2 separate regions of the Homo sapiens genome follow, and region 1 is linked to region 2. A link is an interaction called in ENCODE POLR2A ChIA-PET data of the cell type or tissue named here. Cell type or tissue: A673. All regions are shown on one strand. Links, peaks and the distances in the headings refer to the core of each region. The heading gives the core; the rest is flanking DNA. Region 1 overlaps LOC101928447 (a long non-coding RNA gene). Region 2 overlaps UNK (unk zinc finger).

What was found. Peaks named below come from ENCODE experiments on the same cell type or tissue, not always from the same donor. Only the 100,000 strongest peaks of a DNase experiment are listed, where the experiment ranks them.
Region 1: POLR2A ChIA-PET joins it to region 2 with 11 read pairs; 2 of 35 experiments call an interaction of 5 or more read pairs at or near these places.

What each region holds. Positions count from the first base shown.
Region 1 is chr17:76,117,040-76,125,718 of GRCh38, forward strand. It overlaps LOC101928447 (a long non-coding RNA gene), which reads right to left. Exons shown (of 4, transcript XR_001753019.2): 2 at 6,951-7,085; 3 at 3,825-3,939; 4 at 3,297-3,415. Among named protein-coding and RNA genes, the nearest start is that of EXOC7, 18 kb to the left of the region's middle. RefSeq lists a silencer at 4,285-4,754. In A673, for the core only: a CTCF peak has its summit at 4,544 (motif pointing right); a DNase peak (open chromatin) is centred at 4,552; H3K27ac peaks cover 602 bases.
Region 2 is chr17:75,820,741-75,829,354 of GRCh38, forward strand. UNK (unk zinc finger) reads left to right here. Exons shown (of 16, transcript NM_001080419.3): 14 at 1,737-1,918; 15 at 2,525-2,782; 16 at 3,522-5,059. The coding sequence ends at 3,677. UNC13D (unc-13 homolog D) reads right to left here. Exons shown (of 32, transcript NM_199242.3): 31 at 8,047-8,243; 32 at 6,485-7,346. The coding sequence ends at 7,225. Among named protein-coding and RNA genes, the nearest start is that of UNC13D, 19 kb to the right of the region's middle. In A673, for the core only: CTCF peaks have their summits at 6,986 (motif pointing left) and 7,185; DNase peaks (open chromatin) are centred at 6,981 and 7,501; H3K4me3 peaks cover 358 bases; H3K27ac peaks cover 1,715 bases.

The DNA.
Region 1 (8,679 bases), core at 176-8,175, 300 kb after region 2:
TTTGTACTTTTAGTAGAGACGGGGTTTTGCCATGTTGGCCAGGCTGGTCTTGAACTCCTGACCCCAGGTGATCCGCCCATCTCTGCCTCCCAAAGTGCTGGGATTACAGGCGTGAGCCACCGTGCCCGGCCTATTTTATTATTATTATTTCTTGAGGCAGTCTCGCTCTGTTGCCCAGGCTGGAGTGCAGTGGCGTGATCTCGGCTTACTGCAACCTCTGCCTCCAGAGTTTAAGCGATTCTCATGCCTCTGCCTCCTGAGTAGCTGGGATTACAGGCACCTGCCACCACGAATGGCTATTTTTTTTTTTTTTTTTTGTATTTTAGTAGAGATGGGGTTTCACCATGTTGGCCAGGTTGGTTTCAAAATCCTGACCCCAAGTGATCCACCCACTTCGGCCTCCCAAAGTGTTAGGATTACGGGCATTAGCCACTGCACCCAGCCAATTCTTTGGCCGTTAAAGAATATTATTTAATCATTTATATGAAAATCTTTTTCTTATTTTTTCCCATTTTCATTATCATGTGGGCCAGGCATGGTGGCTCACGCTTATAATCCCAGCACTTTGGGAGGCCATTTCGGGTGGATTCCCTGAGTTTAGGAGTTTGAGACCAGCATGGTCAACATGGCAAAACCCTGTCTCTGCAAAAAATACAAAAATTAGGTGGGTCCCAGCTACTTGGGAAGCTAAGGCGGGAGAATTGCTTGAACCTGAAAGGTTGAGAGTGCAGTGAACGTTGATTGTGCCACTGCATTGCAGCCTGGGTGACAGAGCAAGGCCCTGTCTTGAAAAAAATAAAAATATGCGGTTTAATTTCATTTATTGTTGCTATTTTGTGCTAGTGGAGTTTTAATTCTTTCATTTGTTCATGTTTTATTTATGATTTATGTTTATCAGACTTTCTTTCTTTTTTCTTTTTTTTTTTGAGATGGAGTCTCGCTCTGTTGCCCAGGCTGGAGTGCAGTGGTGCGATCTCGGCTCACTGCAACCTCTGTCTCCTGGGTTCAAGCGATTCTCCTGCCTCGGCCTCCTGAGTAGCTGGGACTACAGGTGCACGCCACCATGCCCAGTTAATTTTTGTATTTTTAATTTTTGTAATTTGTAAAAATTTTTGTTTTTGTATTTTTAGTAGAGACGGGGTTTCACCACGTTGCCAGGATGGTCTTGATCTCTTGACCTTGTGATTTGCCCACCTTGGTCTCCCGAAGTGTTGGGATTACAGGCGTGAGCCACCATGCCTGGCCATTCATACTTTCTGTTTTACAGCTTTTTGGTTTTGTGTCTTGCTTAGAAAAGCTTATCCCAGGCAGGGCGCGGTGGCTCATACCTGTAATCCCAGCACTTTGAGAGACCGAGGTAGGCAGATCACCTGATGTGAGCAGTGTGAGACCAGCCTGGCCAACATGGTGAAACCCCGTCTCTACTAAAAATACAAAAATTAGCTGGGCCTGGTGCCGCACGCCTGTAATCCCAGCTACTCAGGAAGCTGAGGCAGGAGAATCGTTTGAACCGAGATCATTCCACTGCACTCCAACTGGGAAGACAGAATGAGACTCTGTCTGAGGAAAAAAAAAAAAAAAGCTTAGCTTGGGATAAATAAAACACCTGTGTTCTTTTCTCGTACTTTTTTTTTTTTAAGTTTATATTACTGAGCCATCTGAGTTTTTTCGCAGTCTGGATACCGTTTCTTCCATGTAGATATCTGGATCTATTTCTTGGGTGTATTCTGTTCCATTGAATTGCTTTTGCATATTTCAGCAACAGTACCAAACCAGTTAAAGCAAAAAAGCTTTTTAACTTAATTATTCATTTAATATTTGGTGAGGGATATATCTTTCATGGTTTTTTATTTTCCCCCCTCCTAAAAAAAGTCCTGGATAGTCTACTTTTTTTTTTGAGACGGAGTCTCGCTCTGTCGCCCAGGAGGGAGTGCAGTGGCGTGATCTCGGCTCACTGCAAGCTCCGCCTCCCGGGTTCACGCCATTCTTCTGCCTCAGCCTCCCGAGTAGCTGGGACTACAGGTGTCCGCCACTACGCCAGCTAATTTTTTGTATTTTTAGTAAAGATGGGGTTTCACCGTGTTAGCCAGGATGGTCTCGATCTCCTGACCTCGTGATCCGCCCGCCTCGGCCTCCCAAAGTACTGGGATTACAGGCGTGAGCCACAGCGCCCGGCCTGGATAGTCTACTTTTGTTCTTTTTTTTTCAGGTGAACTTTAAATTCATTTTCACAGCTACAAATTGAATGTCCCCTAAGCAAACTGGTTTGAATTCAGGTCCTTATAGAGTCTGGGGCATCACTGAGGAATCATGCCTGCTTGAGGGGTGGAGGCAAAGTGTGAGCAAGGTGAGGGGGTGCTGGAAGCCAGAAGCTTCCTGCGGAGCCTGTGAGGTGCCCACAGAGCAGGGTCCACTGCCCGGAAGGATCACTGGACCTCACAGGCAGAGCTGGAGGGAGGAAAGGCTAAGCCAGCAGAAGCCCCGCTGGGGGAGATCAAAGACAAGCATGGGCAACAGGTCTTCACAGCTGAGTGACACAAACAAGAGGGGTGCCGGGCCAGGGCTGATGGAATTGCCATGCGTGACCAGAAGGCTCAGCGGGGCCTCTAAAGGGCACCTCCCCAGCACCTGGCCTTGGCCCGACCCAGAGGGTGTTCAGGGTACCCAGTAAATCTATGATGAGCAAATAAACAAGTGCATGAAGGCTAACTCCAGGAGGAGGAGGAGGGGCGAGGAAGGAGGATCAAAGGGATGGCGTACACGTCCCAGGGAAGGCAAAGTGAAGGAGGTCGGGGTGCAGTATTTTTTTTTTTTGAGACAGAGTCTCACTATGTCACCCAGGCTGGAGTGCAGTGGCACGATCTCGGTTCACTGCAACCTCTGCCTGCTGGGTTCAAGCAATTCTCCTGTCTCAGCCTTCCGAGAAGCTAGGACTACAGGCACCCACCACCATGCCCAACTAATTTTTTTGTATTTTTAGTGGAGACAGGGTTTCACCATATTGGTCAGGCTAGTCTCGAACTCCTGACCTCAAGTGATCTACCTGCCTTGGCCTCCCAAAGCGCCGGAATTACAAGCGTGAGCCACCAAGCCCAGCCGAGGGTGCAGCTTTTGAGGCAACTGAGAGCCTCTTTGACCTGAGAATCACAGCAACATACTTGTGGGCAGCAGAAACACCCAGGCCAGGAGATACATTGGGAGGAATCTTTATCCCTTCCTGCTTCTCTTGTGGCCAGAGACCTGCACACTCTGTCCCACCCCCACACCTCCCATACCAATTTCTCAGCTTACCCAAGGCAGGTTCCAGGAGAAGGCTGTGGGGCAGGAAGGATTTGGGCTCTGAGATAGGTACTGCGGACACATGTTCCCATGGGAGAATGTTGCACGTGGCAGCTGATTTCTGTCCAAATCACAGCTGAATGGCAGAGTGGAGGAAAAAGAACCCAGGTGTGAGGCCAGACAGGCCCGTCTGATCCCAGCCCTGCCCCTAATTAGCCCTGTGACTTCTGAATAACACACCACAAAGGCCCCTTGGATTTGAGGTAAATTAAGTGACATGGCGCATATAAAAGGCCTGGTACCTAGTAGGTGCTCAAGAAATGTTAGCCGGTGCCCACTCCAGTTCTTCCCTGGCCTTTCCAGCTGTAGTTGGAGTACGTTAGGAACAAAATCGGCTTCTGCAGCTAATGATCACTGCTTAGAAATGTGTTCTGAGTTCTGATCAATTTATCCAGAACCCGTGGAACCCCTCACCTCCTCTTATCTGCCCCCAAACAGTCCTGAGTCATTGACAGCATCTTGAACCTCCTGGCCCCTGGACTCACCCAGTGAGGCCATTCGTGAAGATCAAAGAAACGAAATCACCAGGCAGTGATACCAGGGCTGGATAGTCACCTTCTGGCACCTTTTAGACATCTCTCTGCATCTTGGTCTTTCCTTCTGCAAGGACAACAATATTACAGCCCCCCAACCCTCCCCAGGCACTCACTACAGGAGATTAGCGTTACAAAGGCTCAGAACGGTGCCGGGAACATGGTGGCCCCAGGAGGGATTCTGCTGGTTCTGCAAACCCCACCGCAGGAAGACTTCCTGGCTTGTAAAATGAAGGAAAAGCAACCCATCAGGCGCTTGCCACTCACTGCCTGGCTGTCCTAGGCCATGGCCCCTTATCTGCGCCACACACACACACACACACACACACTACACACACACACACCACACACATCACACACACACACACACACACACACACACACACACACACACACACACACACACACACACACACACACACTTCTCCCCCTCTCCCTCACCCCTCCTGGCTCGACAGGGGAGGAGCTGGGAGGGCCTGTCCCCTGTCCCCCTAGCCCAGCCTTAGCCCCTATTACCGGAGGCCTCCGCTTTCTAGAACCCCGGGAGGGGCTTCGTGGACGTGGCTGTGCCGCAGGGGGGCGCCCTCCTCCCGCCGTGCTCGGGGGTCGAACCCCGAGCGCTCCGGGAGGGCTTAAGCAGGCGGGGAGGTGAGGCGAGCCCGGGCCGGGCCGGGCCAGGCCGGGCCGCGAGGGGGCGCCCCACACCACCCTTGGCCTCCACCGCGCTCGCGCAGCTGGAACCTCCGAGAAGGCCCAGGGTGCAGAGGAAGGGAGAGGCCCAGGGGCCAGGGTCATGGGTGGGGACAGAACGGGGGCAGGAGGGGGCGCTGAAGAGGGAGGGAACGTGGAGATGGAGGGGAGGCAAACAACGAGGGGGCATCCAGAGGGTCCCGGGAACGCGACCTGGGGGTTGGACAGGAAACCAGGGGTCGGGGCAGCCTGCTGGGGGCGTCTCGTGCCCCCCACCCTCCATTCCTCTGAACCAGTCCGGAAGGGGGGTTCGGCTGGCAAGCCGCGGTGGCGTCAGCCTCTGGCACCCGCTGCTGCCCGGCCCGTGGCTCCAGGCAACCGGGGACGCTGCGGGGGCTGCGCTGGGCAGCGGGTGCGGGTGCGGGCGCCCCCCATCGCGGGCCCAGGCGTTCCCCCAGCAGGCCCAGGAGCCCCCACGGGTCCAGGTGCGCCCCTGAGGCCTGGCTCCCCTGGGGCCGCGTGCCCGGAACGTGACTCAGCGCTTTCTCCGTGCCGGGCTGCGGTGGGGAGCGGGACGGAGGCGAGTGGCGCTGTCCCCAGGAAGGGCCCCGCACAGGCCCCCGCCAGGCGGGATCTTTCCCGGGTCGGGCAGGTTCGTTCATTTGTTCACGAACTCAGCGTCAGCGAGGCAGGAAGCGGGAAGAGAGAGGAGACCCCGGATAAGAAGATGGTGCTGTTGGAAACATTTGGGAATTTGGGGTGCGCTGCAGGCCTGGGTCATCCAGGCCACAGGAGAGGCACAGGGCTGCGGCCTGGGTTGGGGGAACAGCCACAGCTGTGGGGCGTTTCAAGGAGGCCGAGGCACAGGCGTATGGACTGGATTTTGAAGGATGGGAGAAGGGGGCCTCAGGACAGGAACCGGCCTTATGGAAGGAAAGCTGGGAAGTAGGGAGGGGGCCGGGGGTGTCGGAGAGGACAGCTGAGTGTGGCGGGAGCGGAGGCAGAGCGGCCCTGGGGCCCCGGCGTCAGCTGAGGTTGCACTGTGTTTGGAGAGGAGCCTCGGAGGGGTGGGCTGCCTGGCAGCAGTGGCCTGGGGGCCGCAAATGAGGAGGGTGCAGTGCCTTGGGCAGTAAATTAGAAGACACAGGCTGCTGGCTGGGGGCGGGAGGGCACAGGGAAGCCCTGCCCGGGAGCAGGCCGAGAGCTAGGTTTCCACCGTTCCCCGCCAACCCCAAACTGAGGACCGATGGATCCTGCCCCTGCGGTGGGAAACCAGGAGGCCTCTTTCCCTGACTGGATAGCTGCCCTGAGGCAGGGGATTGAGTGAGATGACCCTGAAGGGAGTCCCCAGTGTGCTCTTGTTCTGTGGGCTTGCCTGTCGTTCACACTCACGGAAGGGTCCTCCTGTCTGCCTGAAATGAATGAATGAATGAGCAGAGATATCTCAGCGTGTATTCCCTGGGGGGACACCACACACACTTCCTTCTTCAATAAGGGCTTTTTAATGAGGCCAGGGAGGAGACTGGGCTGGAGGTGAGGCCTGGGCCCCTGAGGGCAGAGGGACAGGCGGGACAGGCCTGAGTTGCCTTGCTTTGCTTGCCTTCCTTCCTTCCTTTCTTTCTCTCTCTCTCTCCTTCCTTCCTTCCTTCTTTCCTTCCTTCCTTCTTTGCTTCCTTCCTTCTTTCCTTCCTTCCTTCTCTCTCTCTTCTTTCTCTCTCCCTTCTCTTTCTCGCTTTCTTTCGCTCTCTCCCTCCCTCCCTCCTTCCTTCCTTCTTTTTCTTTTTCAGAGTTTCACTCTTGTAGCCCAGCCTGGAGTGCAGTGAGCTGAGATTGCGCCACTGCACTCACTGCAACCTCCACCTCTCGGGTTCAAGCGATTCTCCTGCCTCAGCCTCCCAAGTAGCTGGGACTACAGGTGTGCACCACCACGCAAGGTTAATTTTTTTATTTTTAGTAGGGATGGGATTTCACCGCGTTGGTCAGGCTGATCTCGAACTCCTGACCTCAGGTGATTCTCCCCGCCTCAGCCTCCGAAAGTGCTGGGATTACAGGCGTGAGCCACCATGCCCAGCCTCCTGAGCTGCCTTTCTGATAGTTCCCCTCTATCTGCCCAGCTGGAAACTCTGGCTTTTGGATCTGGCTCTGCCAGTAAGTCATTGTGAGAATTAGGGTGCATCCTGCCACCCCCTATCCATGCCACCATGCTCTGCTGAGCACCAAGCATGTGCCATACCTGACTCCGGCCAGGTGCCACAGAGAACTGCACACTGCCCTCCCGGAGCTCCCAGTCCAGCAGGGGAGACACAGATGCTGCTGTGGTGAGTGGAGAGGTGGCAGACATCCACATAGGTCCCCCAGCAGGCAGTGCCCACGAGAAGCCAGCCTCACCTGTGCCACCGTCCTCAGAGCTGTGTCCTCTCTGTGCCTCATTTTCTTCAGCTATAGGTGACACTAGATGGCTCCTGAGGCCTCCTGCAGATGACAGGTGCTTGCTGCTGTCATTGAGGGGTACTCCAGCTGCTCCTGCCTCCCACAAAAGGGCAAACAGACAAACCCCACCTCCGGCTAGCACCCCTGAAGGAATCTGGGCCTGCAGCTCCTCAGGACCAGACTTGGAGCTGGGGTCTGCCAGAGGCCCAGCCAGCTGATGTGGTGTCTCCCAGAGCTCAGGGCCCAGCCAAGGTGCTTCCCCCAACAAACTTGAACCCCAGCCAGCAGCCAGGAGCCCCACAGTGGGCAGTCTGTGCTGGCAGCAGGCGAGGGGCACGGGTCCTGGGCAGGCAGGAACAGAGGCCCCCCGCACTTGTCCTCTGCCCTGGAGGCACTCACCAGGCTGCAGGGGTGAAGCAGGGAAAGGGATTGTGGTGGAGGTCATCCCCCAAACTGAGTTCTAGACCCACCAGCTCAAAGGGCTCAGGGTCAAGGGTGGACCATGGGATGTGGGCTTTCTGGAACTCTGGCCAGCTAGGGGCAGAGCGAGTGTCCGGGGACCCCCAGCCCCAACTCTGCTCCAGCCAGGCCCGCTCTTCTGTGAGAGAGGTGGCATTGCCAGAGCTGATGTTGGTTCAGGTACCAGCCTGGGGATCCCGATGTGTCTTACCAACCGCCTGCTCAAACAGAAGAGCCAAAAAGGCTGGCACAAGTTCTGCCAGGATGGCGATGCAGGGAGGACCCTCCCTCTGCAGGTGTCACCAGCCGCACTGAGAGAAAAGGCTCGCGCCTGAGTTTTAAGACCTGGGCTTGGATGGCACGGTGACACGCACCCCGCGGGCTGGTTTATTTTCCTCCTTCCCACCTCTTCACATCTCCTTCAGGTGCTAGACACGGAGAGGGCCAAGAGAACCACTTGGGAAGGGGACTGACAACCTCGCTGGCCATTGTATGGTCATCAATACCATGCGCCTGCTGTCCCGGGCTCTGGCAGGTGGGGTGTGTTGAGGATGCTGTGGGGGCCCAGAGCCCACACCTAACCCAGGTGGAGACCAGGACTGGGGACTCTGGAACTAAGTCCTGAAGGGCGTTACCCAGGTGAAGCGGGAGAGCGGGAGGGTGCTCATTCAAGGCAGAAGGCAGGGATTGGGACAGGAAGAGTGGAAATAGTGATTCTCAGTGGTGCATTAGTGTGACTGGTCACAGAGGGGAGGGGAGGGGAGAAGATGAGGGATGAGCAGGAGTCAGATCTTGATGGAGCTTAGGGGGCCCGAAGCTCCTCCTGTAGGCGAAGGAACTCATTGCAGTTAGCTGAGGAGTGGCCAGAGCGGCACTTGAAAAGGGTCACCCTGGCCCCTCATCTTCCCTAGCACTGAGAGGCTAGCAGCCCCTGGGCACACTGGTGGGGGTCCCACCTCCATGCCTTTGCTCACTCCCCGCCTTCTGCCTGAAACTCTTTTCCTCCCTGCACTCCTGCTGGATACCTGGGCCATCTGTTTGAAGAATCAAGTCAGGGGCTGGGTGCAGTGGCTCGTGCCTCTAATCCCAGCACTTCGGGAGGCTGAGGTGGGCAGACCACTTGAGATCAGGAGTTCGAGACCAGCCCAGGCAACATGGTGAAACCCTATCTCGTCTCTACTAAAAACACAAAAATTAGCCAGGCGTGATGGCAGGCACCTGTAGTCCC
Region 2 (8,614 bases), core at 615-8,614:
GTCAGGGGATGTTCCTGAGGGCGGGATGGGAAGCACATGGCACCACCGCTCTCACTCTCCCCCAGCAGCTGCAGACACCAGGAGCTCCCTCCCCGAGAGTGCCAGCATTTTGCTCGGGCCCAGGGAATGAGCCCTTCAGAGTTCTGATTGGGTTTGGTGGCTTCCCTTATCTCATTCCTGATCCCAGAACAGCACATGGATTTCTCAGCGCCTTCCAGTTTGAAGAGGCTGTTCTCTGTTACGTTGATTCTGTCAGCTTTAGGTGCTTGGTGTTGCATTTTTCGGACTTGCCCCATATTCGGATAGGATCTGTTTTTTTTTTTTCGAGTAGGGTCTCAGTCTGTCACCCAGGCTGGAGTGCAGTGCAGTGGCATGATCCTAGCTCACTGCAGCCTGGAACTCCTGAGCTCAGGTAATCCTTCCACATCAGCCTCCTGAGTAGCTGGGACCACAGGCGTGCACCACCATGCCCAGCTTCTGGTGGCGTCTAGACTTAGCTCCACTTACTGGCCACACACTCCTTCCTGCACCATGTGACTATTGAGCACAGGTGTATTGATACAGGTGTAAGTGCAACAGTCCCTGCTGTCCAGCAGCTGTGGCCAGTGTGGGAAGCAGAGGTGCCCAGCCATTGGGATCCTCCTGAGAATCATAGAGGGGCCTACCTGGACAGCAGAGTCAGGAGAGCTTCTCCAAGGGAGGAGGAGAGATGGGTGGGACAGGAGAGCTTGCTGCAGGGCTGGTCTCATGTGGGTGGGGTGACCCTGAGGTCTTCCTCTGGGATGGGGCAGATGGCTCAGACAGTGCATGCCACAGGGTCTCCGCACAGGACCATGTCCCTCCTCTGTGGGTGCACTTGTGTGTCTCAGAGAGCAAAGCGTCTTAAATCTGGTTCTGGAACATCCTGGTTGGATTAGTGGGAAAGGGAGCAAGGAAGAAGTCACCAGAAAGTACATATGGGCAGAGTGAGGCCAGAGGTGGATATGGGTCCTTCTCGGAAGCCCGGGGCTGCCCTGGGGGCCAGAGCAGGGGGACCTGATGTTAGTAAACATCTGTTGAGCGAGTGAGCAGAGGGCAGCTGGGTTGGCGGTGGGTGGGAGGCTGTGCACGCAGCATAGTTGACTGGAAAGCATAGGCCTTTGGAACCACACTCCCTGTCTGTGTCCTGGCCCTACCACTTACAATTTGTGTGATTCTTGGTAAAACATTTTATCCAGGGTCCTTGTCTGTAAAACAAGGGGGATGGCCCCAAGGCTCCCTGAGCTCTTCCTGCCCCAGCTCTGCCATCCGATGAGGCTCTGGCCTGTCTTTTCCCCTTTATCTCTTCCTGGGCCTCACATCAGGCTGCAAAAAGGCCCTAGCCTAAAAGTGAAGCCACAATCATAAATTGCCACTATCGGGGGCCTGGGACTGCTCTCACATGCAGTACTTCCTGAGTCCCCTGAGTTACCCGGTGAGGCCAGTGTGGGAGTCCCATTTCCCACATGAGGGTGCTGAGCCTCGGAAGTTGAGTGGCACCAACTAGCAGGTGTCACTCAAGGTTAGGTCTGACTCCGCCCACGCCACCTGCACCTTCACAGCCTTCCTGTCCCTGCAAAATTCTCTGGCCTGACACTAGCTGGAGCCTTGCACACCCATCCAGTGGACAGCCAGTCCCTGGAACCTCTGAGGCAGGGCTGGCCAGGGCCTGGGCCCAAAGCCCTCCGGAGCTGATGTTCTTCCCCTCCTTGGGGCAGGTCTGAACGGGATGAACAGCAGCATCTGGGAGCATTTTGCCTCTGGAAGCTTCTCCCCGGGCACTTCCCCCGCTTTCCTATCAGGGCCAGGGGCTGCCGAGCTGGCCCGACTTCGGCAAGAGCTGGATGAAGCCAACAGCACCATCAAGCAGTGGGAGGAGTCCTGGAAGCAGGCCAAGCAGGTACCAGGCCCCGTGCCTGCCGGCCTTCCCCAGTGCCAGGTGGCATCCAGCCCAAGACCTTCCTTCACAGAGTGGGCGTGGGGTGGGGGAAAGCGGGGGCTGGAAGAACAGAGCAGAAACTCAGTTTTGTTCGCTCGCTCTCCCCCTGGGAGGACTCGCTTTGCCAGTCAGGACCCTGGGTGGTTACTGTTGTTGCAGGCTTCAAATTCTCTCTGTGAGCTGCTTGTAGTCTGTCCCAGGATCACCTGCCTCCTCCCAGTAGCCTCGCCTCTCCAGGGTTTCAAGTCCAAGGTTCTGGGTTCTGAAATGGGCCCCCTGTCCAGCTGCAGCCGGCTACCCTATGGGTGCTGGCCAGAATCCCAGCTCTACCCTGTGTCCCTGCTGTGCTAGGCCCAGGTCCCTTTCCCTGGCCACAGAGGGGAGAGTCTCCTGCAGGTTCTGAAACCTCTGTGCAGACAGCATCAGCCTCCTCCTTGCCCTCCTCCCAGAGAGCCAACCCAGCTTCCCACCAGGCCTCGCAGCCAGAGTGGCCCCCAAAAGATGATGCTCTCTGGGGACAGGGGCAGGGCAGGGCCATTGTGATGAGACTGTATGCTGGCCCCACAGGCTTGTGATGCCTGGAAGAAAGAGGCGGAGGAGGCTGGTGAGCGGGCCAGTGCGGCGGGCGCCGAGTGCGAGCTGGCCCGGGAGCAGCGGGATGCACTGGAGGTGCAGGTGAAGAAGCTCCAGGAGGAGCTGGAGCGGCTACACGCGGGGCCTGAGCCCCAGGCCCTGCCCGCCTTCTCCGACCTGGAGGCGCTCTCACTCTCCACCCTCTACTCCCTCCAGAAACAACTGCGGGCCCACCTGGAACAAGTGGACAAGGTCAGCCCAGGTCGGGGAGCACTGGGTGGGATGCACGGTGGCCTCAGCCAGCTCTTGGACTCTGACCTGGTCCAGGCTGCTCCAGGGATGGCCACCCTCCTGAGAGCCTCTGCCCAGCACTGGGCCAGCACTCAAAAGGCCGGCCTGCTGGGAATGGGTGAGGAGAGTGCACTGGGGAAGGTGAAAAGGCTGGGGGTGAGGGGTGTCGGTGCCACCCCCAGCACCCCTGAGGGCGGCCCTGACCAAGCTTCTCACAAATGCCTGGGCCCCAAATGCGTCCTCCTGTACACCCTCCATGGAGCAGCGGGCCTTCCAGTGAGGCCCAGGACCCCAGGGCTACCCCTGCCTTCCCAGGTCTCCTGCTGGGTCCCCGGGGCCAACGTGGCATGGTGGGAAGAGCTGTCTTTCCTCTGTTCTCGGGCAGCCAAGCCCCCGGGTGTGGCCCTGGGCATGTCCCAGCCCTTTCTGGGCCTCATTTTCCCCATCTGGGGATTACAAGGTCAAATGAGACTGGGCGAAGCCTCTCTGAGGGGTGGGTCTTGTGGCAGCCTGGCCATGCCCCATGCAGAGGTGGACTCAGCCTGCTCTCTCACCTGCCAACAGGGGTCTGGGAGCACACTGTTGAGCTCGGTACCTCAGTTTTCCCATCCCAAGGGGCTGCAGTGAGGATCAAGGGAACTCCTCGCTCAACTTGGGGCCAGACCCATGGATGGTGACCACGATGCCCCTTTCCCTGCAGGCCGTGTTCCACATGCAGTCGGTGAAATGCCTTAAGTGTCAGGAACAGAAGCGGGCAGTGCTGCCGTGCCAACACGCTGCGCTGTGTGAGCTCTGCGCTGAGGGCAGCGAGTGCCCCATCTGCCAGCCTGGCCGGGCCCACACCCTCCAGTCGTGACCCTGCAGGCCTGGCCCAGCCTGGCCCAGATCTTCTCACCTAGGACTTTTTAAAGTATATATATATATATGAATATATATATATATGTGTATGTATGTATGTATATGTATATGATTATGTATATGTATACATTTCCGTATGTATGTATATGTATACATTTCCGTATGTGTGCAGGTATGCGTGGTGGTGTGGACAGTGTCTGTGTGTATATCTGTACATAGATATAGACACACACTTTAAAAGACTTACCAAGCACTTTTTAAAAGAAGAAACTATTTTGCAGTCCTCCCCTACCCACTCCCTGCCCTTCCCACTGCAGAGATGACATCCCCTCTTCTCCCACTGGCCTTTTGGCAGAGAATCTGGTTCTGTCTCTTTTTTAATGTAGGAACTAACTATTTTTAACTTCTTCCTGGGGCCTGAGCAGGGAAGGGTGGGACTGGAAGGCACTAAGGGGAAGGGAGAAGCCCTCAGGGCAGGCCCTGCTCCCCCTACCTCCTTGCCAGGGCAAGGGTGGAGTGTGGAAGACGTGGGTCCCCCAGAGCAGGCCTGGCCCCCAGCTGTGAGGGCCTCAGGGAGGCCCGAGGGGGAGTGCTGGGGGTCTCAGCTGGCTTAGCTCCTAAGTTTACCAAATGTTAATTTAGTCTTGGGGAGAACAGCAAGGGCTGGAGGCCAGTGCTGCAGGGCCAGCCCCACTCCTGACACCTGGGCCCTTGAAGCTCCTTGAGGGGCAAGGCCCAGGAGTTCCAGCCCTCAGGTTCCTGAGGGTCCACCCTCAGTCCTTCCCCCCGCCGCCCCTCCCCGGACTCCCCACAAGAGCCTCCCTGGCCCCAGGGCCGCCTACCAGGCTGGTACTCATTCTATGACCACCGCCCCCAACCAGCTGCCCCCAGCTCTCCCTGCCCCCTCCCCTCTCTGGCAGCTAGCAGGGCAATTGGCGGGGAGGAGTGCGGACTGAGGACTGAGGACCAAGGGGGCCCAGGCCCTGCCCTCCTACCCGGAGGGGCTCCGTTTGCATTCCTTGGTGCTCTCTGAGTGCAGCTGGTGTCCCGCCCTGTTCTGGGCGGACGCCTGTGTGCGTGTGTGTGTGCCTGTCCAGTGTATATTGTGTCTTAGCTTCCATTTTAAAAATTGTTCTGTACAGAGAGAGATGCAGCAGGGGCGGGAGGGCAGAGTGGGCGGAGGGGAGCAGCCGCACCCCCAGCACCGGGTGTCTGCGGTAGGAACAAGAGGGCTGAGAGGGTCTGGTCCTGGCCCAGGCTCCCCCTTGGGCTCAGCACGAAAGGGCTTTCAATGAATTAAGTGAAAACTTTTTCCTTTTTTACAAAAATGCAAAAATCAACAAAGCTCCAAACCTATTGGAAATAAAATATGAACTTGCAGTGGTAGCTTGTTTACATGGGGGTGAGGGGGAGTGGGTCCCAAAAGAGGGCCTCTGAACTATGAGGTGGGCCAGGAGCCTTGCCTCAGCCATGGAAACGGCTGCTGCCCACACCCCTGAGCTGTGGTAAGGCAGCTGGAGAGGGCTGGAAACTTCCTGGGCCCATCAGGCCCCAAGACAGTTCAAGTGCTCTCCGACCTAGGCCTAGCGGTTGATGACACAGGGACCCTTAGCCTTGGACACAGAGGCCCCCCAGGCCCTAGGACTCTTTAGGGCTGTGTGGTCAGCGGTGACTGGCAATAGGGCCCGTAACTGTTTCTCAGAGGAACAGTGTCTTCCCAACTGGGCATGGTGGCGCATGCCTGTGGTCCCAGCTACTAGGGAGGCTGAGGTGGGAGGATCACTTGAGCCCAGGAGGTCGAGGCGGCAGTGAGCCATGATTGCACAGCTGCCTCCAGCTTGGGTGACAGAGTGAGATCCCATCTCAAAAACAAAAACAGGCCGAGGCGGGCAGATCACTTGAGGTCAGGAGTTCGAGACCAGCCTGGCCAAAATGGTGAAACCCCGTCTCTACTAAAAAAAAAAAAAATACAAAAATTAGCCAGGTGTGGTGGCACATGCCTGTAGTTCCAGCTACTCAGGAGGCTGAGGCAGGAGGATCCTTTGAACCCGGGACGCAGAGGTTGCAGTGAGCTGAGATTGCCCCATTGCACTCCAGCTGGGCGACAGAGTGAGACTCCATCACAAAAACAAAAAACCCAGTGCCTTCCCATTGGGATGATTTGCTGGTAGGACCCAGAGGAAGTCCTGCCTTCTGCCTTCTTCACCCTACCCTGCCCCTGAGGGATGAGGGGCTGAGGCCTAAGAGGTACGTCCTCCCTCCCACCTCCTCAACTAGGCTGTGCGGTGGGGGGTGAGAAAACACCCTGGTGGGATCCTCTTTGCATGGTCTCGGGCCTTGGATGTCATCTCAGCTAACCTCGACTCCTGTCCTCATTTTGTGCAGACTCAGAGGTTCCGACATGGAACCAGGGTCACACAGCTAGGATGACGTGATGACCAGGCCTCAGGTTCTGACACCCCCCAGGCAGGGGAGGGACCCAGCTCCTCTACGCCCTACTGTCTCAAGAGCAGCCCCTCAGCCTCAACCTGCACCCCTGGGAGGCCCCTGCTCACTGTGCTCCCCCGAGGAACGGGTCCCTGTCCTGGGTGTCACCACAGGAACTGGTATGCCTGGTAAAGCAATTTATTCAAAGCCCACGGCCAAAAATCACCCTAGCCCTGCCTCTGCCTCAGTTATTTCCACACCTACCCCCCTGCTTTGTAGCTACCCCAAGGTGGCGGTAGCTCAAAGTCCCCTGAGGGCTGGGGAGGAAGCTACCCGGCCTGGCTCGCATTCCAGGCCCCACTGTAGGCCAAAGGCATATTTTAAGAGGACAATGGATTTGTTTTTATTAATTTTTTTGCTAAGAAAGTTTCTAGGTGGCAGGTGCTGTCCGGGGAGGGGGCGTGCGCAGCAGACACAGCAGCCAAACTGTCCTTTCTGCTTCCGTCTGTCTGTGCCAGCCCTGCCGCCTGCCAGCTCTTGCTCCCTCAGAGCCAGAAGGTTCTTGGCTCCAGGCTTCCTGGCCTGGATGCTGGCAGCCCCTGGGGAGAGGACCCAGGCCCCCTCTAGTAATGGCCACCACCCTCCCCCCAGGGCAGCTGGAGCCTCATCTTTGGCAGGGTCCCCTCTCCCTTTTCCAGGAGACTCTGTGCCTGTAGCCCTGGTCCCAGTGAACCTGGCCCCCACCCCAGTGGCTGGAACAGGAAGGCCAGGAGGCAGATGGGCCAGGGCCAGGAGACAGATGGCCCAATCCCCTGCCCACCACAGCAGCTTTTCTGAGAGGCGGGCAGGGGCAGGGTTTGCTCCCCCTGGTGCTGGGATGTGGTAGAGACATTGCAGCCAGGGCTGGAGGCAGGGAGGCGGGAGTAGAGATGTCGCTGCTGAGCCCCCATCACCATGGGAGGCAGGGGAGGTCTGCACTCTGGGCACTCCGCATGCTGGGGCTCCCCAAGTGTTAGGCCAGGCTGGAGGGCCGCGATGTGGCGGGGAAGCCCCAGACCCTACAGGAAAGCCCTTGCAAGTCCCCACCGGGGACCCAGCCCCACCGCAAACCTCTACGGCTACGGTGCCGGCCGCAAGGCATGCTGGGAGGCCTGCTTGGCCCGGTGCCGCCGCAGCCTCACAAAGACCTGGGCTTCTCGGTCACCCTTCCGGCCCTCCAGCAGCTGCAGGATTGGGTCCCCTGCGGAGAGAGGGGTTTGGGGGTCAGATGCCAGGGGAGAGGGCAGTGCCTGGTGGTGGCAGAGAAGAGTGTGTGGGGGGGTACACAACACTGCTCCATCTCCCCAACAACCTGGAAGGAAACAAGTGACAGACCCGCGCCAGCCCAGCCCAGGAGGTGGTCTGACAGACGCATCCGGTCGGGTCGCGTAACAGACAGAGTGCTGCTGGGACACTGTCCTGACTGCAGCGAGGGGCTGAGATGTGCCTGAGGTTTGACTATTACCTTTTTATACGAGAACCTAAAGCTAGCAAGTTAACCTTTTCATGCCTCGGTTTACTCATCTGTAAAAGAGTGCTAATATCTGCTTCGTTGGCTGGAATGCATAAAGTGCTTAGCACTTGCTCATAATAAGTGCACAAGCATCAGACCGTTGCTGGTATCAAAAATGCTCTGCAGGGAAGCGGCCCCGCCGAGTGAGATCCAGGCCCTTCTCCCCAGTTAAACTTCTTGGTGACTTCCCCATGCAAGGAGAGTCACGTTACACTTAGCTTAAAGTTCACTGGTCTCTTGATTAGACCGAGAGATGGGCCGTGGCTGTCCCACTGGCTCCCGTCTCCAGGGAAGCTGTTCTCCGACCCTGGCATCACCTCTCTGGGGCCCCTGCCTGAGCTTTACAGGCTCCCGTCCCCGCACCACCCTGCCCTGGGCTCAGGCCTACCGTTGGGTGCGGGGTACGTGAGGGGCAGGCGGGTCTGAGGCACCTCACCAGGCTCCTCAGAGCCACTCAGCCCGGGCACCTCACGCAGCGGCAGGAAGGCCTCGCCTTCCAGGTCGTCGGCCCCCAGCGTGTCGTAGTCCAGCACGGTGAGCAGGAGGCATGCCCCAGCCTTGCGGCACGGCTCAGCAGGCACCAGGCTGCGGGGAGAGTCAGGGCTCTGCTGCCAGCCCCAGCACAGCCACCCCAGCCTCGGCACATGGGTTCACCCACTTGGTGTTGGGAACCAGCCAGGGTTTGGACTGCAAAGCCAGCTCTCAGCCTGGCACCTCTCAGCCATGTGGTGCAATGCCTGCTCTGACCGTGGGCTGATGCTTTAAACCAGCGGTCCTGTGTTCCCTGTTCACCTGTGCTGAGGAACTAGGAGCAGGTTACTGAGAACCTCAGAGACAGGACCCTTCCCTGGAAGTCCCTAAGTTAAACACCTGGGAGTCCACCCCTTCCCCCAAGGGAAGCAAACTTTTTTTTCTGAGACGGAGTCTTGCTCTGTCACCTAGGCTGGAGTGCAGTG